2 separate regions of the Homo sapiens genome follow, and region 2 is linked to region 1. A link is an interaction called in ENCODE POLR2A ChIA-PET data of the cell type or tissue named here. Cell type or tissue: OCI-LY7. All regions are shown on one strand.

The links. ChIA-PET counts read pairs that join two places held together with the same protein. Peaks named below come from ENCODE experiments on the same cell type or tissue, not always from the same donor. Only the 100,000 strongest peaks of a DNase experiment are listed, where the experiment ranks them.
Region 2: POLR2A ChIA-PET joins it to region 1 with 5 read pairs; 2 of 35 experiments call an interaction of 5 or more read pairs at or near these places.

Annotation. Positions count from the first base shown.
Region 1 is chr18:5,821,302-5,825,301 of GRCh38, forward strand. All of the region lies in intron 4 of MIR3976HG (MIR3976 host gene), which reads left to right. Among named protein-coding and RNA genes, the nearest start is that of MIR3976, 17 kb to the right of the region's middle. In OCI-LY7, no CTCF peak of the experiment used is centred here; no DNase peak of the experiment used is centred here.
Region 2 is chr18:5,438,892-5,442,891 of GRCh38, forward strand. All of the region lies in intron 5 of EPB41L3 (erythrocyte membrane protein band 4.1 like 3), which reads right to left. Among named protein-coding and RNA genes, the nearest start is that of EPB41L3, 100 kb to the right of the region's middle. In OCI-LY7, no CTCF peak of the experiment used is centred here; a DNase peak (open chromatin) is centred at 1,610.

The DNA of each region.
Region 1 (4,000 bases):
AAAAAAGATGAGACAATAAGTGTTGGTGATGATATGGTTTTATCCTCATCAACCCTCATACACTGTTGGTGGGTGTATAAAGTAGTATAAATATTGTGTAAAACAACATGAAGTTTCCTCAAAAAGTTAATAATAGAAAATACCACATGATCTGGCAATCCTACTTTTGGGTGTTTTTCCAAAAGAATTGAAATCAGATCTTGAAAAGTTATTAGTACTTTTGTGTTCATTGCAGCATGATTCACAATAGCAAGATGTGGAAGCAACCTAAATCTCTATCAACAGATGAATATATAAACAAAATGTGGTACACACATGCAATAAATTGTTATTCAGCCTGAAAAAAGAAGGAAATTCTGCAAAATGCAACAACATACATGAAACTTGAGGAAATCATGCTAAGCGAAATAAGCCAGTCATAGAAAGTACATGATTCCACTTATATGAGGTATCTAAAATAGTCAGGTTCATAGAATCAAATAATAGAATGATGGTTGTCAGGAGCTGGGGAGAGGGGGAAATGGGAGTTGTTAATCATATGGTGTAAAGTTTCAGTCAAGCAAGATGAACAAGCTCTGGTGATGTGCTGTACAGCATTATACCTATAGTCAACAATAATGAATTACATACTTAAAAATTTATTCAGAGGGTAAATCTCATGTTAACTGTTTTTACTGCAATATAATAAAGACCTTTAATCTTTGGCTTATTTTGACCAAACTAAAAGGCTTAGATTTACTGGATAGATACAGGTGGTCATCATGGTGTTCTTCAGATTTCAAAGAGATGGTCACCATCTGATATGGTTTTGCTGTGTCCCCACCCAAATCTCATCTTGAATTGTAGCTCCCATAATTCCCACATGCAGTGGGAAGGACTGGGTGGGAGGTAATTGAATCACGGGGGTGAGTCTTTCCCATGCTGTTCTTGTGATAGTGAATAAGTCTCACAAGATCAGATGATTTTATAAAGGGGAGTTCCCCCACACAAGCTTTCTTGCTTGATGCCATTAAGACATGAATTTGCTCTTCATTCACCTCCCATCATGATTGTGAGGCCTCCCCAGCCATGTGGAACTGTGAGTCAATTAAATCTCGTTCCGTTATAAATTACCCAGTCTCAGGTATGTCTTTATTAGCAGCATGAAAACAGACTAATACACCATCTTTTTTCATCTACTCTTAAGCCTTTGGCATCTTGGGTGGCCTACGGCAAATTTAACACATTGAGGTGTAAAGAGCTTATATTGCAGCTGGTGTGCCGTTCAGCTTCAGAGCATGTTCTGAGCTGTCTAGATAAACTCTACAGTATATCTGATCACACTGGGTTTCCACTCTTCCCACAAAATCTCACCTTTTTCAACCTATTCAAAGATAGCTTGAAACAATACTTTCACGCTGCTTTCACTTTACTCCCTCTGTGCATAGGATTTCAAAAAGCAAAATACTGTATTGATCAGGCAACTATCCTGGATTGTCTCAGAAAATACTCCATTCCCCAAAACAAGCCATCACCTTCAGTTCCTTTGAGGCTGCATCAGTGAATTATAAATTCGCTATAGCAAATTTATAATTGGAAAATGACATGAGATTAATTATGGAAATGCTTTTCCAATTTCAATAGTCAATTAATAAGCAAGTATATGAAGACCACAATAATTACATTGTTCTACAAGCATTGCACTACAAGCCTTATTTAACTATATTTAGACTTTTGAAAGAGAATCCGGTTAGCATTATTTTTTAAATGAATTTGACATTCAAGGGATGCATGAATTTACTTTGGATGTTGGATTACAAATTAATGCTTATCAAATTAACATTGATTTTCTTTGTAGTCTAGGACCATCATCACAGAGAATTTTTCTGCATGAATTCCTGCCATGGTTATCACCAGGCTCATGAGTGAGATATCGGAAGGCACACAAACTTCCACGGACCCTATTAAAAAATACTCTTTCCTGACATCTGTAGTAGCCATGTACAAGTCAAAGATCTATCTTACTCCCTTAATTGAAGAAATTGTTTTTCTCTATTGTGACCAAAGAGGGAAAGTAAGAGCCAGCATAGACCCTGGAAGTTGGTCCTAAAAGTATTTGATTTAAGTAAAACCTATGACTTATTTTCATAGTATAATTATATGCCTTCAAAGGCAGAGGTCCTACGTGTACAGTTAGATAAGTTGTAACAAATGTATAAAAAACACTGGAATCAAGATATACAATATTGTCATCACCCTACAAAGTCATGTGACATTTTACAATAGTAAAATGTAACAGGTCTATCTTTCCACACATCTTCTATAGTCTAAATTTTCTGGGAGTGTGTGGTCATCTTCACTTTACCTCCTTCCTCCTTGGTGTTTGGATGAATAGAAAAGGCAGAGGCTGCCGTCAATTCATCTACTCACTGGTAGCCCTCCAACCCCTTCAGACATTTCCTGGGACACTAGCTTTGTAGTCTAACAAACCAGGCATAACTCTTGGCTCTATATCTACTTATCAGAGTTATTTTAAATGCCTGAGCCTTGGTTTCCTTATCTATAAGGTGAAGATGCTAAATGTACCTCGTATGGTTGGTATAAAGATTAACTAAAATATGTAAAGGCCCCTGACGTTCAGAACATGCTCAGCTGATATGCCATTCACTCTCTCTAGTTAAAATCTTGGGTGCTGGGTCCTTTCTCTCCCTCTCCCTCACCCCAACCAACCATCCAAAGGGTATATTCTAGTCTTTTAGGATGCTGCATTTTAAAAAGACACTTTTTCTAATCAGAAAAACCAATCCTCACTAATGCGTTAGTAAACTTGAATAATTTCCCCTTCCAGGTAACATATTTGCATTTTAATTTAAGCCTTTGGGAAGATGTTGTTTTAGCCCAAATAAAGGACTTTGAGCTAAAAATGTCAGGAATTGGGGAATGGTGTAATATTTGGGGCCAGGCAGCAATATTTTTCTCTAGGTTCCAGATAGCTACCCTTCTGCCCATGTGCACAGTTGCCTGTGTTAAATGTAGGTGGCTTTTTTCAGGAAAAGATTATGTGTACAGGTTGCAGTCAAATTTTGGACAAGCTGCTTTAAACAAACTCATGCAGGCATTAAAGTCAGAGCCTGGAATCTAAGTGCCATGACAAGGAAGCTGCCTTCTCACGGCTGGAGTGACAGCTCACAGTTGTTTAGCAGATGACAAGTAGAGATCTGCAGATCAACACTAGCATCATGGCAGCAAGCAATGGTCTCTGCTTTTGTGCGCCTCTCAGTGAAACCCACCTGGCAGGTTCTGCTGGAAGCGCCAAGAGCATATCAGGGAAGGTAGCTGATCAGCTTCCCATTTAAAACATATTTAAATTCAGAGCCCTCAGTGAGAGGCATCAAAACAGCTAGATTAGCATTTTGGAGGGCTGCCTTTTTGTTTTCCTACCTTCCACACGCTGAACTGATAGAGCTCTGGCTATGCCTTGTTCTTCCTCTTCCTTTTTTACTGAAAGTGGTTGCTAACCATTAGAACCCGCCCAGGTATCAGTTCCTATTCAGGGCTCTGTCTTCCTGTGATGTTTCCTGAAGTCTTCTTTGCTATTGGCTAGTCCCTGATTTTGTATCATTTGCTTTTCTCAGGTAAACTGACTCCCATTCACCTTTCCTTTCACCATGCTTCTCTAGCAAACAATAAAATGTCTCTGGATCACAAAAGATACTCTGATTGAAGCAAAGTAGATCTGCTGTCTTTTCTCTCCCTGTGCAGCTTTGTAGATAGATTGTGGATAAAACTAAACGTCAGCTTCTCCAACTGCTGCAAGCACTGACCCCAAAGCAGATGACACATGTCACCCATGATCATCACTCAACTCAAGATTGATGATGAAGTGCAAAAGTGAGAACTCTTTTAGCTGTATACAAGTTTGCACTCAATATGTTTTCACAGCTTCAATTGTTTTAACAAACCATTTGAGGAAATATGTTTAGGCATAATCCTTTGCTTCCTTCTTTTTTGGCATAGCATT
Region 2 (4,000 bases), 380 kb before region 1:
GAAACATTATGAAGCCTTAACTAAGCTCCACATCTCATTAACACTAACTCTAATTGTATATGGTTTATCAATATAAACATGGAAAATACCCTTTTCTTTTTTTCCACATTTACTATGTGATCATTACTGTATTCACTCTGTTCTTCCGGCCTTCAAATGCAGTAACTTACCAAAGTCTGGGTATCTCTTCTCTGTGGTGCTGTTCATATTTGTTCCCTCTACCCAAGAGGTACACTAGAGCCTAGGTCCTGCTTGTATTTCGAATGGTTTACTGAAAAATTCCTCCCAGTCCCCCAGGCTTCCACCCTGGAGGTCTTTCACCCATGCCTCACCCAGCGGCCACCGACTTGCCCTTACTCTAGGATTCTGACTTCACAGTCCACCCCTTATGCTTCCAATACTCTCCCAAGACTTCCAAATCTCCCTGTCTCTCCATTAAATGACTTCTGGAAACTCCATTGCTCCATGAGCCCTTCCCAAACATTCAGAAGAAGGTACAGTACTGTATTTCCTAGCTCCTTTCTCTGAACTGTTCTCTTGCATCTGAGGCAATACTTAGCTTCATCAGTTTCTTACATTCTGTCATAAATGGCATAGATCCATCCATGTATTAGTTATAGTTAATTCTTAACACTACCATTGACATCACATTTAAGATTCCACATGGCAGGAACTCTACCTGAGGTGCCCTATAAAGGATTTACCATAGGACCAGGCATTAGTGGGAACTTAATATCATTTTTAAACCATTCAAAATATATCTGTCAGTCAAACACATTTTCGTAATTGTTTTTCCCACTGTTCTCAAAAAAGTACTTCTGCTTTTCCAAAAATATTCTGATTTGGTTTTATTTTCTTATTGATTCCTATTCACTTCCTATTAAAATAGATCCCTTCAACGCTTGCCAGTGGTAAGGTTCATAATGAGATCTGGCTTTCCCCCAAGCAAGTGGAATTAAAACTAATGGATTAGTTATGGGAAATGGATTTATTGCTCTTTTATAATTTTTATTCACTTCAAAGCAGGCCCTGAATCCAATGAATAGTTTAGCAATGTAATTATACAATCTTATAATAAATATCCAAGTTAGACACTAATAAGTAATAAAAAATACAGAAAAGACATTTAATGCAAAAATCCTCATTCTAGGAAAGCAAGTTTCAACCTATAGTGAGCCGAAGAAATACCTGAGGTACTTGTTAAAAATGCCAATTCCCAGGCTCCACCCCAGAGATTTTTATTCCAGAGATTTGGAGTATGGCCTAGGAATCGATGGCTTGAATAAGCTTCCTTATGTTTCTAATAATAAAAATGGGCTTTGGAACCACATTTTGAAAATCACTACTGCTACTAAGGAATCTACTTCCCTAAGGTTATAACACACAAAAAACACATCTTTCAGGACAGTATTTTGAAACAATGGGAAAGTGTACAGAAACTATAATACAATCTACACCCCAATAAAGAAAAAAAAGTCCAGTTAAATGGGGCATAACACTAGAAATTAAGGAGAGAGGCAGATTAAAGCTCAAATACATATCCCCATAAAGAATATGACAGAAACAAATCCACTGAGAAGGAAGTGCTTACGCAATAAATAAGTTTGCAACTCTACATCTGCTCAAATGAGGGCCCTAGTTAGAAAGAGGAAATGAAACAGCTTGAACACATTAAAATGAATATTTCTATAATGCTGATGTGGAATTTTAAGTTACAAATTTATGATAAATAGAAAATTATAACACTGATGATAGTTCATTCTTATGAAAAATTTCTAATGTTAGTCTTTTATGCCAGACAAATCTTAAAATTTCTAATATACTGCATTTATATCATAAAAGTGCGATATATGCTCTATGTCATAAAATTACTGTATCATAAACATACTTAAAATCACAAAATATAGTCTATTTAGAAATTTTAAGATCCTGCATGCTTAAAAGATGACTGGAATAAGAATTTTTTTCATAAGAACTCTTCAGTTTCAAAATTTTGTTTTTTAGAAGCAGGGTCTCACTCTGACACCCAGACTGGAGTGCAGTGGCACAATCACAGCTCACTGCAGCCTTGAACTCCTGGGCTCAAGTGATCCAACCCCCTCAGCCTCCCTAGTAGCCAGGACTAACTAACTACAGGCATGTGTCTCTGCGCTCAGCTAATTAAAACAATTTTTTAAAAAAATAGAAACAGGGTCTCATTATGTTGCCTAGGCTGGGCTTGAACTTCTGGCTTCAAGTGGTCCTCCTGTCTTGGCCTCCCAAAGAACTGGGATTACAGGCATGAAGTTTTAGAATTTTCTATTTATCATAAATTTGGACTTAAGATATTTGTTAGCTCGGTTTCCATTTTCTTAGAGATCTCATTCTAAAGGAATACTGTGAGCCCACAGCATAAAAAGCATGGAAACATCCTTTTATCATTTATATTTTGGAAGTGGAGATGATGGTACAATAATTACATTAGATAAGGTAATACTTCTCTGCCTTGGTTGAATGTAAAATTTTGTGGCAAGAGGGCATTTTAGTGGATGGGAAACAACAAAGAATACAGGTAAAAATATCGAATTCCAATTTTTTTTTTTTTTTTTTTTTGACACGGAGTTTCGCTCTGTCGCCCAGGCTGGAGCGCAGTGGCGCGATCTCGACTCACTGCAAGCTCCGCCTCCCGGGTTCACGCCATTCTCCTGCCTCAGCCTCCCGAGTAGCTGGGACTACAGGCGCACGCCACCATGCCCGGCTAATTTTTGTATTTTTAGTAGAGACGGGGTTTCACCGTGTCAGCCAGGATGGTCTCGATCTCCTGACCTCGTGATCCGCCCGTCTCGGCCTCCCAAAGTGCTGGGATTACAGGCGTGAGCCACCGCGCCCGGCCTCGAATTCCATTTTTAAAGAAATTCCAACTTTCCTTATCTCCTTTATCTGCAAGACTGTCAGTTTTCTTTATGGCAAAGTCATATACACTGCCTAATCTGCATGATAAAAAAATCTTTTAAAACTCTTGTTTTGATTGTCTTGTCCCTTTAGCTTTCTTCTCTTTGAAAGGATGGTAGAAGACACTATAAATGGGAAGTTAAAGAAAAAATGAATCCTATTAATAACAAAAAAGAAAATTAGTTTATACAGCCTTTCCTGTCATGGTATTATGACTTATCCTTGAACATTTTATATATTTTCAAAGTACTTTGCAATTATTAATCAGCTCAGTATTCCATTAATTAGATGAATAAGAGAACTTTATGCACACAAAATGTTAGGATATATATTCAGCATGTCTATTTTAGTAACTCTTTAATACTCCTTAGAAAAATATTTATCTTAATTTTTTTCTTAGGATTCCTCAGAACAAAAAATAAGTAGTGTTTTCACCTATTTATCACAACTACAGCTATCCCTGGTTTCCATCTCAATTAACTGTTTCTATTAACCTAATTTGTTATCAAGTTTCTGGGTAGTGGATACATCAAATTTCCCTCAAACATACGGTAAAGATGTCTTAATTGTATAAATAATCACCCGACTCTCTTATATCTAGAAGTATGGTTATACTTTTGTCTTTCTGGGATATTACCTAGTATTGAACCATTTCCAAACTGCTCACTAGTGATTATGTTTTATTAGTACTTGGGGTATTATTTTGATAGCTCACGACTTTCAAAGGCACTGAGAAGTATTTGCTTGCTCTTTTAATAGTAAACTGTTGAAAAGTTTTACTTATTGAAATGGGAATGATGTTCTTATTAATAAACTGCTCTTAAATGTGTTCTTTAACTAGAATTAGTTGTTTGGAAGAATTTAGACTTTACTGACAAAAATATGAATAAAAACGTAGTTATTTTAAATTAGTATCCATGTTTGCGGCAAAAGTAAGAGCTATCGGAAAGGGTAAAAAAATTTTAAAAACTCCTCCTTCTCAACCCCGACACTGGATGATACTGCTGGAGTAATTACTATTAAAACCTTCCTGCCTTCCAAAAGTTTTCCATGCATCTATACAGACATA